Regions from separate parts of the Mus musculus genome. Here region 2 is linked to region 1. The links are chromatin loops, found by intact Hi-C in ENCODE. Cell type or tissue: heart. All regions are shown on one strand. Links, peaks and the distances in the headings refer to the core of each region. The heading gives the core; the rest is flanking DNA. Region 1 holds the start of Scara5 (scavenger receptor class A, member 5). Region 2 overlaps Ccdc25 (coiled-coil domain containing 25).

Region 1 (10,297 bases), core at 2,754-7,753:
ACATGCAGGACCCTGCAAACAGGTTTTTGGGCAACACAATCAGCATGAGAACACAAGCCACTACACACAACAGAGGTAATAAACAAGTGAAATGCCAGAGATTTCACTGGAAGGAGAGATAAACAGGGGCCAGAGAGACAGTTCAGCTGTTAAGAGCACTGGCTTCCCTCTCAGAGAACCTGGGTTCAGTTCCTATGGTGGCTCACAACCGTCTGTAATTCCAGTTCCAATGGCTCTTCTGGTCTCTGTGGGTTCCTGCATGCATGTGAAAGACCCGCAAAGTGAGGACTCCCTCCACTCAGGAGAGGCGACACCCCAAATCACTCATAAGAAATGGCCTTGATGCAAACCGCAAGAGGACTTTTTATTCCAGGAACCACGAGTGCAGAATTGGGACAGCTTTTATGGAGTTAAAACAAAGCCCGTGCTTCGAAAACCAATCATGTCATAGCATCAAGAGCCTGCAGTGTGGGCCAATCGATTTGTACCACTCCATAGTTTCTAGGCCAATCATTTTAAATCATCAAGCCCGCACTCGGGGGCGCGGGGCGGGGGGAGGGTGCAATCAGTTTTCTATAGCCTCGGTGGTCCACATTTGCGCGGGTTCCTGGCGGGGTGGAAATCGCAGTTTCAGTGTGTAATCTTTCCTTCTATGGTGCAAGCGGTTTACAGAAGCTAGATAATTGGTTAGTCAACTCATTTCCTGTTATCTTACTAGGCCAGGATCACGTATTCACAGAAAGCAGGCCCTGGAGCAGGGAGAAGTGTGACCTTTTACCTATACTCTGGCAGGGAACAGGGTCTGGAATTTGTGGTATTTTGGGCTTCTTAAGAGGCTGGAGTTGGGGTTGTATTTTCTATCCTTTCACATGGGTACACATATATGCATTCTGGACACACCCAGACACATGAAAAATTAAAATCAAATTGTGGGTCCACGTACATAATGTTACACTACTCAGCAAGAAGAGGGGGAAAAAAGCAACAGAGAAATGTTATCCTGAGACAAGTCAAACGAACCAGAAACAAAAGAGGGGAGGGGGCAAATGTCCTGATCCATAGCCACTGGCTTTAAGATGAAACACAGACTCCTCCAGCAATCTTACAGTTTGACAGTCCTATGCCCGACTGTGGGCCTCATGCAGAAAACTAACCCCTGTCTAAATCAGTGTCTTACACACAGATCATGCCAGAGGGGCTTGACCAGTTTCTTGTCATTTCTCTGCTGCTGTGATCAAACCCCATGGCCAAGGCAGCTTATGGAAGTTAGAGTCTGTTTGGCTTACAGTTCCCCAGGGTCAGAGTCCATAATGGTGGGGATGTTATGACACTGGAGCAGAAGCTGAGGGCTCACATCTTGAATCCAAAGCAGGAAGGAGGGAGGGAGGCAGGAAAGGCGGAGACGATGGAAGGAGAGAGGGAGAGAGGGAGAGAGATGTATTTCCTCTAGCAAGGACACACCTAAACCCACCCAAACAGTGCCACCAACTGGGGATCAAGTATTCAAATGCCAGTGACAACGAGGGACATTTCTCATTCAAACCACCACACTTGGGCTGGGCTTAGATTTCACCTCCCTCCTCCTTGTCCACATCTGTCTTCTTTCCCTACTTCTTAAGGCAGTCAGTGTAGGTCTGTGAATAAAAAGAGATAGTGTTCATTTTAGGCACGGTTGGTATTACAGTCTAAATCTGAAATTCCCATTGCAGGCTTCGTGGTTTGAATGCTTGGTCCTTAGCCACTGGTGCTATTTTGGGGTGCTGTGGAGTCTTTAGAAGGTGGAGTGACCAAACCAGACCAGTCAGTCAACAGGTTCTCCAGGGCAGGAGTGAGGATTAAAAAGAAAAAAGACAATTAGACAACATTGCAGCATGGCCCCGGCCAGTTCTCAGGCTGAGGCAGGTTTATTTTTTCCCCAATCTGCTTTTATACCATTTTAATTACATGCAAGCCATAAGGTCAAGCAGAACCATAAACTCAAATAGTCAAGGAACAAGCAAGACAATAAACAAAGTCCCTTGATCACTGTTTCTAAGGGCTTATCAGGAGGACCAAGATATCTGAGCCTACTTCCCTGTCCTAGCCCAAGATCAGATTCTTGCCTGAAGCCTACTTCCCTGTTCTAGCCTAAAATTAGATTCCTGCCTGAGCTTACTTCCTTGTCATGGCCCAAAGTCAGATTCCTGCCTGAAGCCCATTTTCTTGTCCTTGGCCAATGTCAGATTCCTGCCAAGCAGCCCCCAAAGCTCTCCACAGTGGAGTCTGACTGGTGGAAGTTATGCCCCAGCCTCTGCTTCCTGCCTTGGTACTGCTTCCTGTCTGCCATGTTGTGAACAGCCTCCACCACCCCCTCTTGCACCCACCACACCTTCTCTGCCAGCTTGGTCTGAAGTCATGAGGCAAGGAAGCCTTTCCTCCCTGGTTGTTGTCAGGTATTATGGTGCCAGGAGCCACAGAGGTGAAGAATACAGAGGACACCCCTGGTCTTAGCGGCTGTCTTCATTTGTGATATAAAACAGAACGCCTGTGAACAGAAATCTAGAGCAGGCAGGGATTCATTTCTTCTCCATTTGAGACCTGAAAGTCCAAGATAAAAATGCCAGCTTCCATCGTGTTCTGACAGTGTGATCACTTGGCAGGAGGCACGAGAGAGTCTGGCCATGAAGGTCGAGTCTTGCCATGGTAACAGACAGACAAGAAGAAGCTATTTCTGTAAATCCTTCTTACTGTGTGGTTGGCTCCTGCCATTCCCAATAGGCCCCGCCTCCCTGCACTGCTGCCCTGGAGATTCAGTTTCTGGGATGTGAGCTTCAACCACAGAACTGACACATTCTATTTCTTGCTGATGCATATGTGTGTGTAATGACGGTCTGCAAGTGTCACATTCTGAGCACACACCTCGCTAGATGGGAGATTCCATTCCCAGGGATGTTGGTGACTTGTTGAGTGACAAAAGCATTATTTTTGTAAGGAGTAATAAAGGGGGTGGTTACAGGCCTAGACTCAAGGCAACGCCTAGGGCTGAACTGCAGCTCTGCTGTTCACAGGCTGGAGGGATCCAAGATGGATCACTTGATCTCTGTGTAAATGGTTTCAGGAGCTACACCTACTTCACATGACTGTTAAGATGTGCACAACGTCCCTCCCTGAATTAACAGTATCCAAATCTGCAGAGCGAAGCTGACTATAGATCAAAACTATTTTTTTAAGTAATCGGGGTTTGTACTGAATAATAAAATGTATCCTTACCCTAGTTCTCAAAATTCTACAGTATGATAGCTGTTCACAATAACATTTACATTGTGTTGGGTAGACTACATAACCTGGAGATGGTTTAGAGTAGACTGGACGCTGTGCAGGGCCATAAAGATGCAAACACCTTGATGTTTTATGCTGAGCATCTAAATGCCTGAGGTTTTGGCGTCCATGAAAGGGTCCTGAAACCAACCTCAGGAGGATATCAAGAAACAAGTATATAGGTATTCGAAAAATATTTGAAGTAGTGCATGCATTATCTGCATGTATAGTAAATAATATCATAAAGTGCCCCTTTCTTCTCTTCCTCCTTCTCTTCCTCTTACTCCTCCTTATACAAGACTGCTTTTTTCTTCCTGTAAAGCAGTGTCCTGCAGAAGCTGCCTCTGGGCACAGTTAGGAGGGTGGTCCCTGAAGATGACTAAAGCTCTTCTAAGTAGTCAGCTGAGGGTTGGCAGCTGTACTGTGGGGTGGGCAGAGTTGAGTTTGGCAGACTCTCCTGTTAGAAATCTGACCTTGAAACCCTGTTCTTGTGTTTAGCCAACAAACAGGAACTTATTTATGAATGCTAGCTTCTGCACACTTCGGTCCAGACCCATCATCTGATCTATCTAGTTGTGGCTCACACTGGGTTCTTGGGGGAGGGAGGGAGGGAGGGTATGTCTCTCTGATAGTCTTTCTCTTCCCACTGTTCTCATCTGAATTCATTGCTTCTTTAACACCTGCTTGAATCTCTTTTTAATCCTTCCAATTTGTGTTTAATTTTATTGTGTGTATCTGTATGTGTGTACATGTGTACAAGTGTATGGGGGGAGGGGACTGAAGTCAAATTCTGATGTCGTTCTATATTGAGGGTTTTTAATACAGAGTTCCCTTGCTGGTCTGGAACTCACCAAACAAGCTAGCTTTCCAGCCAGTGAGCCCAGCAATCGTCCTGTCCACAGCTCCCCAGCACTGGAGTCACAGTGTGTGCCACCACGCCATCTTTTTTTATGTGGGGGCTGGGGATCGAGCTCGGGTCCTGCTTGAGAGGTCAGGGTCCTGTGGATTCCACTATCGCCCACCCTAGTGTATCTCCTTTTTAAAAAAAAAAAAAACAAGGTAATTGTTTGTGTTGAGGTTTCCAGTCCTTTGAGGTCCAGTCAGACTTCCAACCAGAGGGCTTCTCCCAGGCCCGTTCTCTCGTGCCTCATGCAGTCTTTGTGCTCCACAGACACTGGCATTGTTACTGAATTGTGTTGATCTTGACTTCGGAAGTTCTTTCAGAGCCCACCACCCCCACCCCAGACTTTATTCTAAATAGCACCAGTGTGTGAATTGTCCAAGTCCTTTGGGAGTGGATGTAACTTCAGGAAATGCCAAATTTGCTGAATGAATTGAGAAACGCCAGTTCCGTGCTACAATAAATTTTACAAGACTTGCTTCCTTGGGTGTGTCACAAACCAGGTCTAGCCGCCATTTTCTCAGAAGCTGTCCAAAAAGTATTTTGAGCAAGGCCTTTAACACAATCACTGAGTCCCAAAGCCAAGGGCTGGAATGCTGTGCAGAGAGTTGTAAGTCTGAGGATGGCCACAAGGGGGCAGGCGTAGTCCAAACTCCCTCTAGAAGTTGCTTTTAGAACTTTTTTTTTTTTTTAAATAAAGACTGGAGGTTGGAGCACCTCCCACCCAGTCAGTACCTAGCAGAGCTGTGGGTGACTCCACAGAATATCTCCGGATCGCTTTCTGAGGCTGACCGACGCTGCACCAAGACAAGGAGTCCCACGTGCAGACCTGTTATTCAGCCACTTTGTTGAACGGATCCTCCCATAGAAGTGACTCTGTGGCCCTGGCCTAAATCACTAGGTGACCCTGAAGACTCTTTCTATATGACTCCATCTGGATTTGGCTGGCTGTGGGTACAAGCTTCAAGGGACTTTCTGGGTCTTCGTGGGGCAGCAGTCAGCTCTCTGGCTACCATGGCAATCGCTGGGAACTGAAGGGACAGGGCCCAGCCTCAGCACGGGGCATACAGGTGAGTTTTGACATTTTGACCTAGAAGCTTGGGGTAATGGTGTCCCAAGGGCAGATGGAGGAAGCGGTGTGCTGGTGAAGCTGAGAGTTGGGAAGTCCTGCTGACAGAGGACCTGGAGTTGCAGGCCTCCAGGTGGGAGGGTACGAGGGATCTGAGCCTGTAGACACACAGGGGCCCCAGGACTCAGTTACTAGAGCTGTAGTGTGTGAGCCCGCATCCAGATGCCAGAGGGATGCTATGGCTTCAGTGGCATCTCTGGCTGTCTTATGTCACAGCTCCAGAGCCTATTCAGGGAGTAAATGCATGTGCACAGTATGCAGTGCGCATGGGCGCATGTGTGGGTGCATGCATGGGTGCATGTGCATGCATTGTGCGTGGGCATGTGTATGTGTGTAAACACACCAGGGTGGGACAAATGAAGCAGGAGGTTATTAGTGAAGCATCTGGGCCTCTCTAACTGTGAGTTGGGACCCGGTGAACTGATGAATCCAGTTAGAAAAATAACAGGTTTAAGACCTATCTAGTAACTTTTTCTTGGGGGCCAAATTTGCAGTGACTTTATTTGGTTTAAATGAGTTTTAGAACCCAGGCAGTCCAAAGAGAAGCTGTAAGCCCTGCCAAGTGAGAGACCAGAGTCCACGGAAAAAGATTCAGAGTCGCAAGTGAGGCCCCTGATCTAGCTCCCTGCCTCAGCAGGAGTTTAGCCCTTTTGGTGCTCCCAGAGAAACTTCCAGAACCAGGGTTCAAACCTCAGTCTTAAGCCACTTTTGAGGTTGCTTTTTTGTGAAGGGAACCCCCACACAACTTCATTTCTGGGACTTTTTGAGCAATGGGGAGTCCTCAGGACTCTGAGATCCCCATCTGCTGAGGAAGAAAGAATTTTACAGTCTTTGACTGTCCCCTGTCTTGCATGGCTTTGAAAGGTCCTCGCTCCTGTATCAGCTCACATGATGCTCACTGTGTCCTCTTCGCTTCCCCCTTCCCAGGGAGGTGTTCCGCAGAGTGGACTTCACATCACAGGTCAGCAAAGTAGAACACCTTCCCAAACTGAGAGATAATAAAAGGAGCCCTTGTGCCGTGAGCTCCCTCCCTCCGGCACCTGTGCAGAGGGTTCGAGGGTGTCCCAGGGCAGCTGTCAGATGACTCTGGAAGCAATGCTCATCCCCTATTCTCACCCTTTGTGGGGAATGACTCATAACAACCCCTGGGTGGCTTCCTTCTGATTAGCAAAGCTGAAGTCCAGGCTCCTTGAGCACCAGGGGACCTGGGGTTCCACCCATGTGACCCAGGTTTCCCTTCAAGCCTTCTCCTCTGCTCATGCCCTTACAGATGTGCACTAGCTGCCCCTCTGGTGTGCCTAGTGCAGCTCCTGTTACAGCGGCCCTGAAGGTGGCCACTGAAAGTAACAGACATACATATATACCTTTGATACAGCAGCCCATGATGGAGTCAGTGCTGTGTGTGGAGACCCCTGAACCATCCATCTAATTACTGCCTCGTTGACTCTTTATTTCCAGTATTATCATTCTTGCCTCTTTGGTCTTGGTTAGGTTATCTTTAAACCAGAAATGCCAAAATGATTGATCTGCCTTCCTGCCTTGCTCATAGTGCTCCCAGGAAGTGCTCCCAGGAAGTGCTCCCAGGAGGTTTTGGGGTGTTGGGGGGCAATCAGTCTGAGGCCCAAGGGGCGTCTCCAATGCACCAGCAGCTTCCGTGATCACCACTACTCTAGAAGATCAGCTGTGACGTGCCTGAGAGCACAAACTGAGTCTATAGATGGTAGAAGAGGATCTCAGAGTTCAGAACCTGCTCTGGACTCTGAGAGGAGAAAACAGAACCCCACATAAAACTAGGGCAGGCAGAACGTGCTTACATTTTGTTTCCACGTAGTAAAGAATTGACCATTTCCAAAGTCATCCCTCTCACATCTGGACCTGCTCCGTCCCGGCCCCTTCCTCTAGGCCATTGCTCAGTCCATCCAGGCAGTGGGGAGAATGGCTAGGAGGAGTTGCTGGTGGACACATTCTAGGTCCCAGGGGTCTGGAGTTGATCAGGAGGGAAGGAAGGTGGCATGAAAGAGGTTCTGGGGACCTCTGGCTACAGCCCCAGTTGCCTTTGGCAGAGCAACAGTTATCACAGGCTGCAGAGACAGTGGCCTCCAGCTTTGTAGCTTCTTAAGACTGAGGCCAGAGGGGAAGGACCACACACATCCTGAGACCAGGGAGGATCCCCTATATGTGAGTAGAGCTGGAGCCATCCTGTGCCCCACCTAGAGGTCCTTGCTGGGCGGAGGGCTTGGATGGAGACCAGTTAGGAGATTAGCAGATTGGACACCATGGGGGAAGGCACAGAATGGCTAAGCAGAAGCTGTTAGAAGGTGTTAGCATGTGAGAAGTTCTGATAGACCCAAGGACCATCTCCCTCCCCTGTCTCTCTCATAGACTGGAAGAAAGACCAGTGTGTGTGTGTGTGTATCCAAGTGAATGAGCCAGAGCAGGGGAATGTGACACCCCCCTACTTGGAGTGATAGACCAGAAGACCCCATCGATCCTGGGTCGTTGCTTGGGCAGTTAAACAGCCACTGGTCAATTTTAGCCTCTTCTCCTCCCCAAAGGTCAAGTCTCCATTCTTGAAGCTTCTCTGGTAGCCCAAGCTCAAGTTGTAAAGAGAGAGCAGATGGTTTTGCTTTGCCCTTTCCCCTCCTTCTTTGTCCCCACGCCCTACCTCTAAAGAGGGAAGGATGACTCCTAAGACCCATCACAGTCTCCCAGTCTCCCCACTGGCACCTTCCAGGCACCGTACGTCTCACCCAGGGCTGTGGGTCCTGCTTATTTCTCAGGATCTCAGTGTATCTGGTCCATGCTGGGTTTGTGCCCATCTTCCTAAGGGTTTTGTTTTTTCCAAAACTCACATTGAAGATAAATAAACACCTCTCCCATCTGACTTATTTTCTCTCCTCTTTCCCCCCTTTGCCTTCCTTCCCCTCCACTCCTTCCCTCTCCTTCCTCCCTTCTTTATTTTGGTTAAATAACCAGACAGCTAAAGAACATCAGGAAAACAAGTTGACGCACACTGACAGCCAGTTAGAGTTGTTGCTGAGGGTAATGTGTAAAATTACAGGCCATGTATGTGAAGAAAAAGCCAAAGGATTTTGTATAAACAAACGCTTTGCGATTCGGTTTTTATAAAAAGGATTTTTCTCATTACACAAAGAATGCAAATCCATCTTAGAGAACTCAGAAAATCCCTTCCAGCCCTGGTCTCATAAAGCCCTTCTCCCCCAGAGCCACCCGCACAGGCTCTGAGGATGGCCTTCCAGTCACACAATTATGCACAGCAGAATGAGACAGTGTGGGCCACACTGTGATGCAAACAGCATGGCTGGGTCACTTCAAGTGAGAGTTTCCCAAGACAGGAGCTCAAGACGCCGCCCCAGCCTTGGGGGCATCATGTAGGCAGAAGCCCCCTGGCCAACAGTTGCTCAGTAAGACTTATGGAGACTACTCACCCCCTAGACTCCTCAGGAGATGAATTCCTGCCACAGCCTGCTGTGGGGTTAGGGACCATCTGACGGCCTCAGCTGACCCTAACCCATGTCAATGCATCTGTGCTTTCAGATTCCTTCTTGCAATTATCCCACCCTCCCCGGTCACTGAGGCTTACACAGTGGTTCCCAACCTTCCTAATGCTGTGACCCCACCTCCAGGCTGGGGTCCCATGGGTGGGCACCTGTTTCTACATTTGTTTGTCACATAGTTGACTCTGTGTCTCCTTTGTCCCCTATGCTGCCTGGTGTCTCTACTGCTTCAGGATACGATGGACAACAAAGCCATGTACCTGCACACCGTGAGTGACCGTGACAACGGCTCCATCTTTGAAGAACCCTTTGATGGCAGGAGCCTGTCCAAGCTGAACCTGTGTGAGGATGGTGAGTGCTTCTATCTGTCTTGGGTGTTGAAGTTCTTTCTGGGGTGTTGAAGATCCTTAATTTCCACTGTGCTTTGGATACCCCAGTGCCTGCTGCCTTCCCCATTTAGTTCTACAGATATTGAATGTCATAACTCCAAAAATCTCTTTTGTGACTTTTCTCACTCATTCATATCAATAAACCTGTATCATTAGCAAAATGAGAACCCATTTTGTAGATGGGCTGGCTGAGACAGAGGACGTCAAATATTCCATAACTCACCAGTCCCTCAGAGAGGCTCCAGCACAGAATTGCCAGCACTTGTCCCCTGTGCACCAGCAAGCAGGCATTTAGTACATATCTGTTCTGTTATTGGGCAGGTATTTAATAAGAGCTTGCTTCACTCACAAACCCACTCTTCACTGGGCTTATGTAGAAGAGAACACCGCCCTACTTCTGAGAGGAAAGGAATGGGACCTACAGGGTTGTTTTGAAGGGACATCAGGCTGGGCACCTAGAAGCAGTTCCTTGTCCATGGTGTCGTGTGCAGCCTGATTCTTTGCTTTGTGACACTGTCCACAGCCTTTCTCAGCGGCCTTGGCTCTGCCTTTTTCACACAGGGGCAGGTATAGGAAAGCAAGAGGTGTCTGGGAGAAGAAGGAGGGGACAATCCCTACAGGAGGGGCAGATAAGGAGATCTGAGCTTTGAAGTAGGGTTCCTTGACCCACCCTTGGGAACTCTCAGCGTTTAGCTCTTCCTCTGAGTTCTAGTCTACATGTTGGGTATCAGGGATGCTCTGGAGAGAGACTGGGACAGCGCCTGCCCTCAAAGGGCTCATGATGGCTAATAGGAGGAGCAGGCTTGAGAGCAGTCCCCTTGGTGTGGACGTTGAGGTAAAGCAGGGAAGAGCTTAAGAATGGCCGTAAGATGTTTGGCTCACCATTTGAGGGCGCAGAGCATAAGAACAGACAAGGCGTGGTGGCAGGGGCCACAATGCACCCCCAGTCAAGAAGCAGAGATGATGGAGGGGGTTGCTAAGCTCCCTTTCCCCATTTTATTTACTTGGGGACCCCTGCCCATGGTATAATGCTGGTGGGACTCCCCCTTCAGTTAAACTTCTC
Region 2 (10,297 bases), core at 2,082-7,081, 180 kb after region 1:
GCAACCCTGATCCTCACAGTGAAGGTGAGAGAAGCTGAACCTCAGGAGGAGCTGGAGAGAAGAGTGTCATTCCTCAAGATTGGAAAATACAGGTAGTGTGAGGGTTTAGAAAAGACAGCTTGAAGTCACGCCAGAATCAGCTCCCCAGCGAACAAGCTGCAGTTATGCAACCTCTTCAGACCTCCGAGTTCTTAGACATGAAAGGCTCATGTAGCTACTGCAGAGGGTTGTCTAGATTAAGGAAAAGGACCTGTATGCAGTGTCTTAGAGTTTTATTGGTATGAAGAGACACCATGACCAAGGCAAGTCTTACAAGGACAACATTTTATTGGGTTGGCTTACAGGTTCAGAGGTTCAGTCCATCATCATCAAGGTGAGGAGCAGGGCACATGTAGGCAGGCATGATGGTGGCAGAGCTGAGAGTTCTACATCTTCATCTGAAGGCTGCTAGTGGAATACTGGCTTCCAGGCAGCTAGGACTAGGGTATTAAAGCCCATGCCCACAGTGACATACCTACTCCGAGACCACACCTTCCAACAGTGCCACTCCCTGGGCCAAGCATATTCAAACCTTCATATTCCACTCCCTGACTCCCATAGGCTTGTTCAAACACTTGAGTTTATAGGGGCCATATCTAGCCATAGCATAATTACATTTAGTCCAACCTCCAAAATCCCCATAGTCTGTAGCATTATTAACAATGTCAAAAGTCCAAAGTTCAAAGTCTCTTCTGAGATCCATCCAATCACATAACTGTAATCCCTGAATCAAGATAGGAAACCAACTGGGCAAACTCCAAACTCTGCATCTCCTTGTCTGATGTCAAAGTAGTTTTCAGATCTCCAACTCCTTTCTCATCTCTGTTGACTGCAACAAGCTTCCTTTCCTGGGCTGGTTCCACTCCATTAGCAGCATTCCTCAGGTGATATCCCATGGCTCTGGCATGGCGAAAATATTGGGGTTGCCAAGGCAAATTCAACATTGCAGCCTCTTGTTTCAATGTCTGGGATCCACACGTGATCTTTTGGGCTCCTTCAAATGTCGCTTCTCCAGCTCTGCCCTCTGTAGCACTCTAAGCTCAGGTTGATTCACTCCACTGCTGCTGCTGTTATTGGTGATCATCCCATGGTACTGGCATCTGCAATACACTGGGATCTTCTGCTGCGACTAGGCTTGACCAGTAGCCTCTCATAGGCTCTCTTCATGGTGCCAAGCTTCAAATCCTTTGCATGACTCTTTCAGTCCTGGGCATCAACTGCAACTGAGGCTGCACCTTTACCAGTGGCCTTCCGTGGCCTCTCACAGTGCTAAGCCTCAGCTGCTGTTCATGACCCCTTTCATGCCTTTAAAACCACTACCACTTGGGTGACTCTTACCCATTACCAAGTACAGCTGCAGCACAATGTACAACCTTGGCTCTCTCTGGAACACAGTTTCTTTGTGCTTTCAGAAAACACTTCCCAGAAGATTTCAGCTCAGGATGCTGGTCTCTTAATCACTGCTAATTTCTTAGCTTCAGCTAACCAGCATCAATTGTCCCAGTAGTCCCTTCTGTTTTTCCAGCCAGAGTCACATGGCTGAAGCTGCCATGTTCTACTCCCTGCTGGGGCTGGAACATGCTCCCACCCCACCCCACCCCCTTATTCTGTTACAACTCCCTCACTGCCTAAGTGTGGCTTTCCTGGAACTTGCTCTATAGATTGACCTTGAACTCAGAGATCTTCATGGATCTGTCTCCTGTAATGTTGGGATTAAAGGCTTGTACCACCACGACTGGATTTAAGCTTTTCTTCTAGAACATGCTTTGTCCCAGGCTGGCCTTGCACTGTTTGGTTTTGTCTTCTGGGATTAAAGGTGTGTACCAAGATGCTTGGATCTAAATTTAGCTGGATGGGATCTTGCCCTGAAATCCCTTAATCTGTTATCTCCTAGAACACAGGATTTAGCTCCATTTCACTTCTTTTGCCCCTTTAATACTCGAACCATATATTTTATATTTTTCCTTCTATGCTTGCTATGCTTGTTCAGAACACTCTTCATGAGACTGAACCAGAGATCAAGTCTCTGCTGGGCTTTTTTTTTTTGAGGGTTCCATTGTCAATGCAATTAATATAAATATCTTTACCTTAGACTCAGGTAGACTCTTCAGACAAGGGCAAAAAGCAGCCACATTCTTCATCAAAATACCACAAAAACACTCTCTAGGCCACATACTGAAATTCTTCTCCACTGAACCCTCTTGGGCCAGGTCTGCACAGTTCAAATCCATCTCAGCAACAAAGTGTTTCATATTCTTACTAGGAGAGTCCATTAAGCCTCATTTAAAGCATTCCACTGCTTTCCCCAAGTCCACATTCCTCCAGACAAAAGCATGGTCAGGCCTACCACAGCAATACCCTAGTCCCTGGTAACAACTTCTGTCTTAGGGCTTTACTGCTGTGAACAGACACCATGACCAAAGCAAGTCTTATAAAGGACAACATTTAATTGGGTTAGCTTACAGGTTCAGAGGTTCAGTCCATTATCATCAAGGTGTGAGTAGGGCAGCACCTAGGAAGGCATGGTGCAGGCAACGTTGAGAGTTTTACATCTTCATCTGAAGGCAGCTAGTGGAATACTGGCTTCCACTAGCAGTATTCCTGGCAGCTTGGACTAGAGTATTAAAGCCCACACTCAGTGACATACCTACTTCAGCAAGGCTGTACCTCTCAACAGCACCACTCTCTGGGCCAAGCATACAAACCATCACACAGTGCCCACCCCATAGGAGCACTCTTAGCTGGTGGGTAGAATCCCTGGAACTTCTTAAGCTCCCAGATACCACTCCCCACCTTGCTTCTCTGGGAACATTCCCCGGGGTCCGTCTGAGAGCTAGCTGGTCACACTGTTGTCTGTGTGTAATCTTTTGATATTCCTTATCTGCTTTTCCCATTTCTTTCTAAAACTATCACAATCTAGTTTGGTACAGCTTGACATTGACAACAGTTAGAATTTGATAGTTTATATGCATTAAAAGAGACACACATACCATCTTCAGTAAGAGATTCTTAACAGTAATGATATAAACAAGTCCAAAATGGGTGCTATAAAGCAGAACTGGTAAGATCAAGACTGCCATTATGAAGTGAGAAACAACAAATCACAGCAAGATAGAGTAGCCCACACTTTGAAGCAGTCTTTCATTGTAATGGGTGTATGGCGTTGACTTAGGTGTGACCTAATGGTAAGTCATCCATGTTATACTAATACTTAAGTTTTAGTTTCTCCTTGTAGCCCATGATAACACTGGTCCTGGAGAAAAGGAGGCTGTTTCATGTTCTACACTGAATAGTAAGCCACTGCTACAAGAGCCATAGTTACTTAGAATGGATATGAAAGCAGATGCCAAGGCTGCCAAATGTGGTTTTCTTTCTACTACATCACAGTGGAAGAGCATGAGACCACAGCCACTGGGAAGCACTTAGAGCCAGGCTGCTTCCTGAGTGATGCAGGTTTTGCACACTATAACTGGGCGGGTGTGTGGGGGGGGGGGGGCGGGGGGGAGCTTTACATATTTCTTAAAGGCCGGCGCTGTTCTGGTTCACATGGGTGGACTAGTGGTGCTTCTGACATTTCCGCCTGTCTCTGTTTTCCTTCTGTGGTTGTCTCCTCTTTATGGAGGGAGGCCTCATTCCAGCCTCTGTTAGGAAGATGTAGGTGGCGGTTTTGCTGCATTCTGGCATCCAGACACAAAAAGTAGCATGTACTGACTTTGTTGTGAACCTAAAACTGCTCTGAAATATAAAACCTGTTTTAAAATGTGGACAAAATGCAGTTGTTACCACATTACATACTAGCACATGCTGTAGGAGGGGCGGTTTGAGGCACTGAGTTGAGAAGCCTTCACATTTGTGGTAGAATTTATGCCTAGAGACACACCCCTAGATGCAGAGTCCATTTGTGAGTCTAGACGTCTAGAGCCCTCTGGTGTTTTGTGCCATTGTGTCTGTATATATGGAACACTTGCCCATCAGGAGACTTAGAGTTGAATGGAGTTGTCAGCCCCTCCAAATTAGCCTTATATGAAAGGAAGCTGCATTTTAAAGTCCCCTTTTGGAAATATTCTTGGCTTCACCCATTTATTTCCAGTAGCCAGGCAGTTTCCAAGTAAGCTCCACACTGGATACAACATAAATGGAATTTTTAAGTAGTGTATTTGCCGAACTCTTGGCAGGTCTGTTCTCTTCATAGCCAGCAGGTGGCCTCAGCCATTCATAGCACACTTACCATTAGTTTCACCATTAGTATTTTCTTTTACTTTTTTTGGTGATTTGTTCAGTTTCCCACTTTCCATAGTAAATTTCTAATGTCTAGCAGAAAGCTTCCGGTGTCAGCTAGTGCCAACAGTGTCCTCTCCAAAGGGTTGTGTATAGCTTAGCCCTAAGGCTGTCCTTTCTTAGGTACGTTTAAAGCCATCACATCGGAATCACATGCTTTCCTCGCAGTTGTTAATTGACTTTACCTTTAATGGCTTACCTGCCACGTATAACTTAAAATATCAGATCATACAGTACACACACACAGTCGTTCCCCACCCTCAGAAGCTTGTTCCTCTTCATCCCTCCCAAGGCTTGAGATCCACTCCCTACCTCCCAGAGTAATTCCTTCTCACTCTTTCACATCTGTCTGCTGCTGCTTCATCTCATTCGTGATCTTTCCTTTCCTTTTAGACTTTGTTTGAAATATCCTTAAGTATATCCTCTGTATATCTTTATCTTTTTAAGTATCAATATCTTAAGTATATTGTCTGACTGTAAAAGCTGTATTCTTTCTTTTTTTGTCAAGCTTCCAAGTCCCCACCACTGTTTTCTTCATCAAGGAAGAGAGAGAGAGAGAAAGAGAGAGAAAGAGAGAGAGAGAGAGAGAGAGAGAGAGAGAGAGAGAATGAGAGAGAGAGAGAATATGTTTGTGTGTGTAGAGGGGTGATAGTATTTTTTTCCCCTTACCAACATAAAAATCCTGGTGTATTTCCACTTAGCAACTTTCTTAGTTTCTTTTTTCCTCCTCTTGTATTTTATTGTAGATGAAGATCTGATAAAGTATGGCTGGCCTGAAGATATTTGGTAAGTAGCAAATATCTGTTTCATTTAGATTTCAGACTTGGAGATCTATCTACCTGCTGCCTATAATTTAAACACATTGCCTCCATGCTGTTTTCGTTCATGGGGTTTCTGAGTGAATAGCCGCTGTGCCCTTCAGTGTTCACTCTGACCAAAGAGAAGGGTGCGGGCGGGCTCCTAACTCAGCTTCTTACTACGGTCTTGTCCATGTTCATTCTCCAGTGCTTATTCTCTGTCCTGGAACCCAGTCTTACCACTTCAGTGGCTATCATGCTTCCTGGCTAAGTTCTCAGTGTATTTGGGGATGATGGCAATAATGTACATGTTTCAAGTACTTAACTGCCAAGTGTCAATACATTTAATCTCACAACAGCCTCTGCAGTGTTGCTACCATGTCCACCTTTCAGATGAGGAACAGAATAGGTCTGCTCTGGTTATTATTGGCCCAGCCCAGGCTCTCACAGGCCCAGCTCAGCTTCTAAATGTTGAGGTTGATTTTCCCTCACCTTAGGGCACCATTCTTCCCTGTTCAGTTCCCTGCTCCCCGCTCCCCCCTCCCTGCCCCAGGCCCATTGCTGTAACTGTCTACAGACCTTTTCTCCAGCTGTGAGCTCCCCAGCCCACTGATTTCCTTACAGTACTGTGAGGTTGGACGGCCACTTTTCAGAAGAGCTGGTTCCGTTTTCAGTAAGGTGGATGGCCTTGAGTAGGCTACTATCTCGGACTTTTATCTACTTGGTTATAAAGGGCTCTAGTTCATGGCTCCAATGGGCATGTTCTCCTGTCATTCTGATGTCCGAGTTGAAAACCAGTAGGCTTCCAAATGCTGACACCATTGCATACACTAGCAAGATTTTGTTGAAAGGACCCAGATATAGCTGTCTCTTATGAGACTATGCCGGGGCCTAGCAAACACAGAAGTGGATGCTCACAGTCAGCTATTGGATGGATCACAGGGCCCCCAATGGAGGAGCTAGAGAAAGTACCCAAGGAGCTAAAGGGATCTGCAACCCTATAGGTAGAACAACATTATGAACTAACCAGTACCCCGGAGCTCTTGACTCTAGCTGCATATGTATCAAAAGATGGCCTAGTTGGCCATCACTGGAAAGAGAGGCCCATTGGACATGGATACTTTATATGCCCCAGTACAGGGGAATGCCAGGGCCAAAAAGTGGGAGTGGGTGGGTAGGGGAGTGGGTGGGAGGGTATGGGGGACTTTTGGGATAGCATTGGAAATGTAAATGAGGAAAATGCCTAATAAAAAGTATTAAAAAAAAAAAAAAAGAAAACCAGTAGGTGGCAGAAACATGAGGAATTTGAAAGGCACAGTTCCTACCGGCACAGTTCCTAGCTTCTGCACTCAAGTGTACCATCAAGTTAGACTCTGCTTAGGTAGGGCCCCTTCACTCATGTAGGCAGATTGTACTGCTGGGAATTTCTGGCCTTCCTTCAGAAGGCCCTACAACCTCCATAGGACAGTGATTTACCTGTTCTGTGAACAAGAGGTCGTCAGTGTTGGAACATAACAAAAGTTTATGCTTGACTCACTCACTGCCTTCGTAGAAACACACATGCTGAAGGCTTCCTCACCATGAGCGCTTCCTTGTCTCGCCTTTGAATCCCTGTCATCCCCAGCTAAAGCCTCTTTGATGCCAGTGTCTGTACTTCTTGGTGAGGTCGTTACCTCCTCTCTTTATGTCCCCTTTTACTCTTTTCAAGGTAGAGTTTAACTCTATTCCAGGCTTTCCTGGAACTCACTTTCTTGCCTCTGTTTTCCAAGTGCTAGAGCTACAGCTACTATGTTTATCTGTGTTGTATATTAGCCTACAGATTTGACACCTAGCTGCCTAGTAGGAAAGGTTATATATTCAGATACACCTTGAAAGTCAGTTTACCATACCTTTTAAATATTTTTTTAAGTTAAAGAGGTATAATTTCTAGTTTATTTAGACAGATTTCTAATTTAAAACCCACACTAGTAAATTACAGCTTGAGTTTTTTCAATTTTTTTTTTTTTTTTAAGGTTGAGACTCACCAGGATGATAGCGACCTAGAGTTCCCTTGTGGCACCTTTAGTAGGCTAGGGATGAATGGCCAAAGCTCAGCACAGTTGACTTTTATGTTCAGAAGCTATTTGAGAACTCAGGGAAGCTGGAGTAACCCCAGACCTCAGGGCCCATTCCACTTCATGTGCTGTCAATCCTGACAATCTTGCAGGAGCCAAGAGTGACTCCGAGCTCATCTGCAGTGCAGAGTTCTAACCTGGGATTCTCTGATGCTGGTTTGGAGAATTTACCTGTTTCAGCATCTTGAGTCTATCCTGGTAAATCTGAGGTTCCTTTAAGCAAGAACTTTCTAAGGATTAAGTGAGATTAGAAGCAAATTAGTTTTTAAGTGAGGAAAAGAGAAAAGGTGTGTCCTTGTGGTCCCCAGACTGCCTAATGAGAAGTAGTTTCATGGACCCCACTTTAAGAAATTGAACCATTCCCTGGGCCTCTGCATCCTCCGGTAATTGTTGCTTTTATTGAAAACTTTAATCTCTGAATTAGTGAGGGATATCAAGGACATAACAAGGACACGAGGCTAGCGTGGGCATACTTTAAACTCTGAGTGAGTGTTTTTATTGAAACTGGAAAGACTTTTTATAGGAAGTAGTTTGTGCTGAATTGTTCCAGGAGTGGGTATCTCAAACCCTGCACTTCTGTCTGTCCCTTTACCCTTTGTAATCATACACTGTATATGTAAGCCTGAAGATCTCATACGAGCTGTGAAAAGACACCATGATCACAGCAACTCTTAGTAAGAGAAAGCATTTAGTTGGGGCCTTGCTTATAGTTTCAGAGGCTTACTCCATTGTCACCACAGCAGAGCATATGGTGGCACACATGGAACTGGAGCAGTAGCTGAGAGCTATGCCTGATCTGCAGGCAGCTGCCAGAGGGAGAGAGACTGGGCCTCAAAGCTCACTCTTCCTGAGACACACTTAAGCCAACAAGACCACACCTCCTAATCCTTTCAAAGAGTTCTGCTTCCTGGTGACTAAGCATTCAAATATGAGCCTCTGAGGGCCATTCTCATTCAAACCACCACTCTGGCCCTGTTACTCCTATGTGTGCTTTGATTACTTAGGTATGAACTCATTAGTGTATATTATTTTGGTATTTCTATTGGCAGCAGTCCATTTAGAAGACCTTGAGGAAGAAAACAGAATCTAATAGAGCTACTCTTGCTGTTATTAATTAAGAGCTGTCACTAAACAAGCAGGAGCCAGAATGGCAGGTGCACCTTTTCAGTTGAGGTCAGTTCATAGCATGATATTTTTCTTAAGATCCTGAAAGGAGAATGAAATGTATAAAATTTCTAGATTCTGGACAGAAAAATGCCCAACTAAGGGTGACAATTACTATGAATTTTGCATGGGAATGCAAATGAGTAAATGAACAGCTTGGAAAAACACAACTGGCTATCAGTAATGACTAAGAATAAGGCAACATAAATCATTTGCCCAAAGTCTGAGTATTGTTTTATATCCAGAACAAATAACAAGGTATTTAGCTTCTTTGTGGGCATAATCTTAACCTTCATACTGAATCATACTTGTTATATTGTGTACCGAGTGTGTGATCCTTTTAACAGTAAAATAGAAGTTGATAACAAGAAAATGCCTTGGGAAGTCAGTAATGGGATGCAATGATGCTTCCTGCCTTAGGTTTTTGTTTGGTTTTGAGCTAGGGTTTCTCTAAGTAGTCCAGGCTGACCCTGCACTCATGGTATTCCTGCCTGCTGGAACTACAGACCTTTGCTACTCTGCACCGTCTCTACAGGCTTCCCCAAACCTTGTTAGGAACAGTACCCACTAAAGTTAACAGGGTCGCAGTGTCTGTCAGTTGTGCATAGCCTTGGTCATTGTTGATGCTTAAATTCTAGACCCATCTCTGTGCTGCAAAGTGAATCAGCTTTATTTAGCTAATTATATGAATGAAAAATGTCACATCAGTTTTAAAAGATTGCATTAAATTGATGTACGATAAGAACCCCATCTTAGTTAGGGTTATAATTGCTGCAATAAAACTCTATGACCAAAAGCAGCTTGGGGAAGAGTTTCTTTCAGTTACAGTTCAGTATAACATTCACCATCAAAAGCAGTGAGGACAGGAACCTGGAGGCAGGAGCTGATGCAGAGGACATGGAGGAGTGCGCTTACTGGCTTCCTCAGCCTGCTTTCTTATAGAACCCAAGACTACCAGCCCAGAGGTGGCCAAACCCACAATGAGCTGGGCCCTCCCACATCAATCACTAGTTAAGAAAATGCCCTACAGGCTTACTGCCTACAGTGCCATCTTTTGGAGGCATTTTCTCAATTGAACTTCTGATGACCATAGCTTGTGTCAAATTGACATAAAACTAATCAGTACAAACTCTAAAGAAAAGTGAATTTAAGAATTTAATTAAAGCATTAGGAGGCAGAGGCAGGAGGTTCTCTGTGGATTCAAAGTTAGTTCAGTCTACATAGCAAGAACCAGGACTTTGTAATGAGGCCCTACTTCAAGGGAAAAGGGGGTGGGGTGTGCTGTGGGGCATTCCAAATGATTTCCAGACAGTTTCAGTACCATAGAGACTATGTTCATCCAGGGATGTGTGTTGATATCATCATCAGTGTGTGTGTGGCAGGGTGTGAGGTTGGAAGAATTCTTAGTCTGCTTCATCTGGTTCATTTAATGATGTAGCCTGTTTAGTGAGCTAACTTTTCTGATTCTGCACTCGATACTTGGTCTTGATTGTTCTGCCATCACTTGAAACCTGGAGGTATCAGAAACCATGTTGTCCTCTTCTCCAGACTGCAGTCCTGCAAAGCTCCCAGGTGGGCAACACAGTGGGCTTTCACTGACGTCTTCCATCCTTTCTCATCTGAAATTCTCGCCCTGTTTTCCTTCTTGGCCTGTGCTTTGGTCGGGTCAGCCAAATCTCAGCTCTTCCACAAAGCCTTTGGTCACTGATAGCTCTTCTTGTTGCTTGAAGCTGCAGTCTACCCAGGATGTTTCATAGTTATTATCTGACTCACCTTGGCTCATAGCCAGGCACAGCTACACAGCTCTCAAGTTTGTCTTGCCTCTCCAGGTTGCTGGGCAGCCTTTGGCGATGGTGACTGTCTGATACTCTCCATAGAGCTTCACGTGTGATAAGTCCCCGAGAA

Evidence for each region. Peaks named below come from ENCODE experiments on the same cell type or tissue, not always from the same donor. Only the 100,000 strongest peaks of a DNase experiment are listed, where the experiment ranks them.
Region 2: it touches region 1 in a loop (3-fold over the local background); 1 of 42 quality-filtered maps calls a loop at or near these places.

The regions. Positions count from the first base shown.
Region 1 is chr14:65,661,479-65,671,775 of GRCm38, forward strand. Scara5 (scavenger receptor class A, member 5) reads left to right here and starts at 4,925. Exons shown (of 9, transcript NM_028903.2): 1 at 4,925-5,268; 2 at 9,079-9,196. The coding sequence starts at 9,085. In heart, for the core only: a CTCF peak has its summit at 4,820 (motif pointing right); a DNase peak (open chromatin) is centred at 5,313; H3K27ac peaks cover 281 bases.
Region 2 is chr14:65,841,233-65,851,529 of GRCm38, forward strand. It overlaps Ccdc25 (coiled-coil domain containing 25), which reads left to right. Exons shown (of 9, transcript NM_145944.5): 3 at 5,064-5,103. Among named protein-coding and RNA genes, the nearest start is that of Ccdc25, 9.1 kb to the left of the region's middle. In heart, for the core only: a CTCF peak has its summit at 4,234 (motif pointing right); no DNase peak of the experiment used is centred there.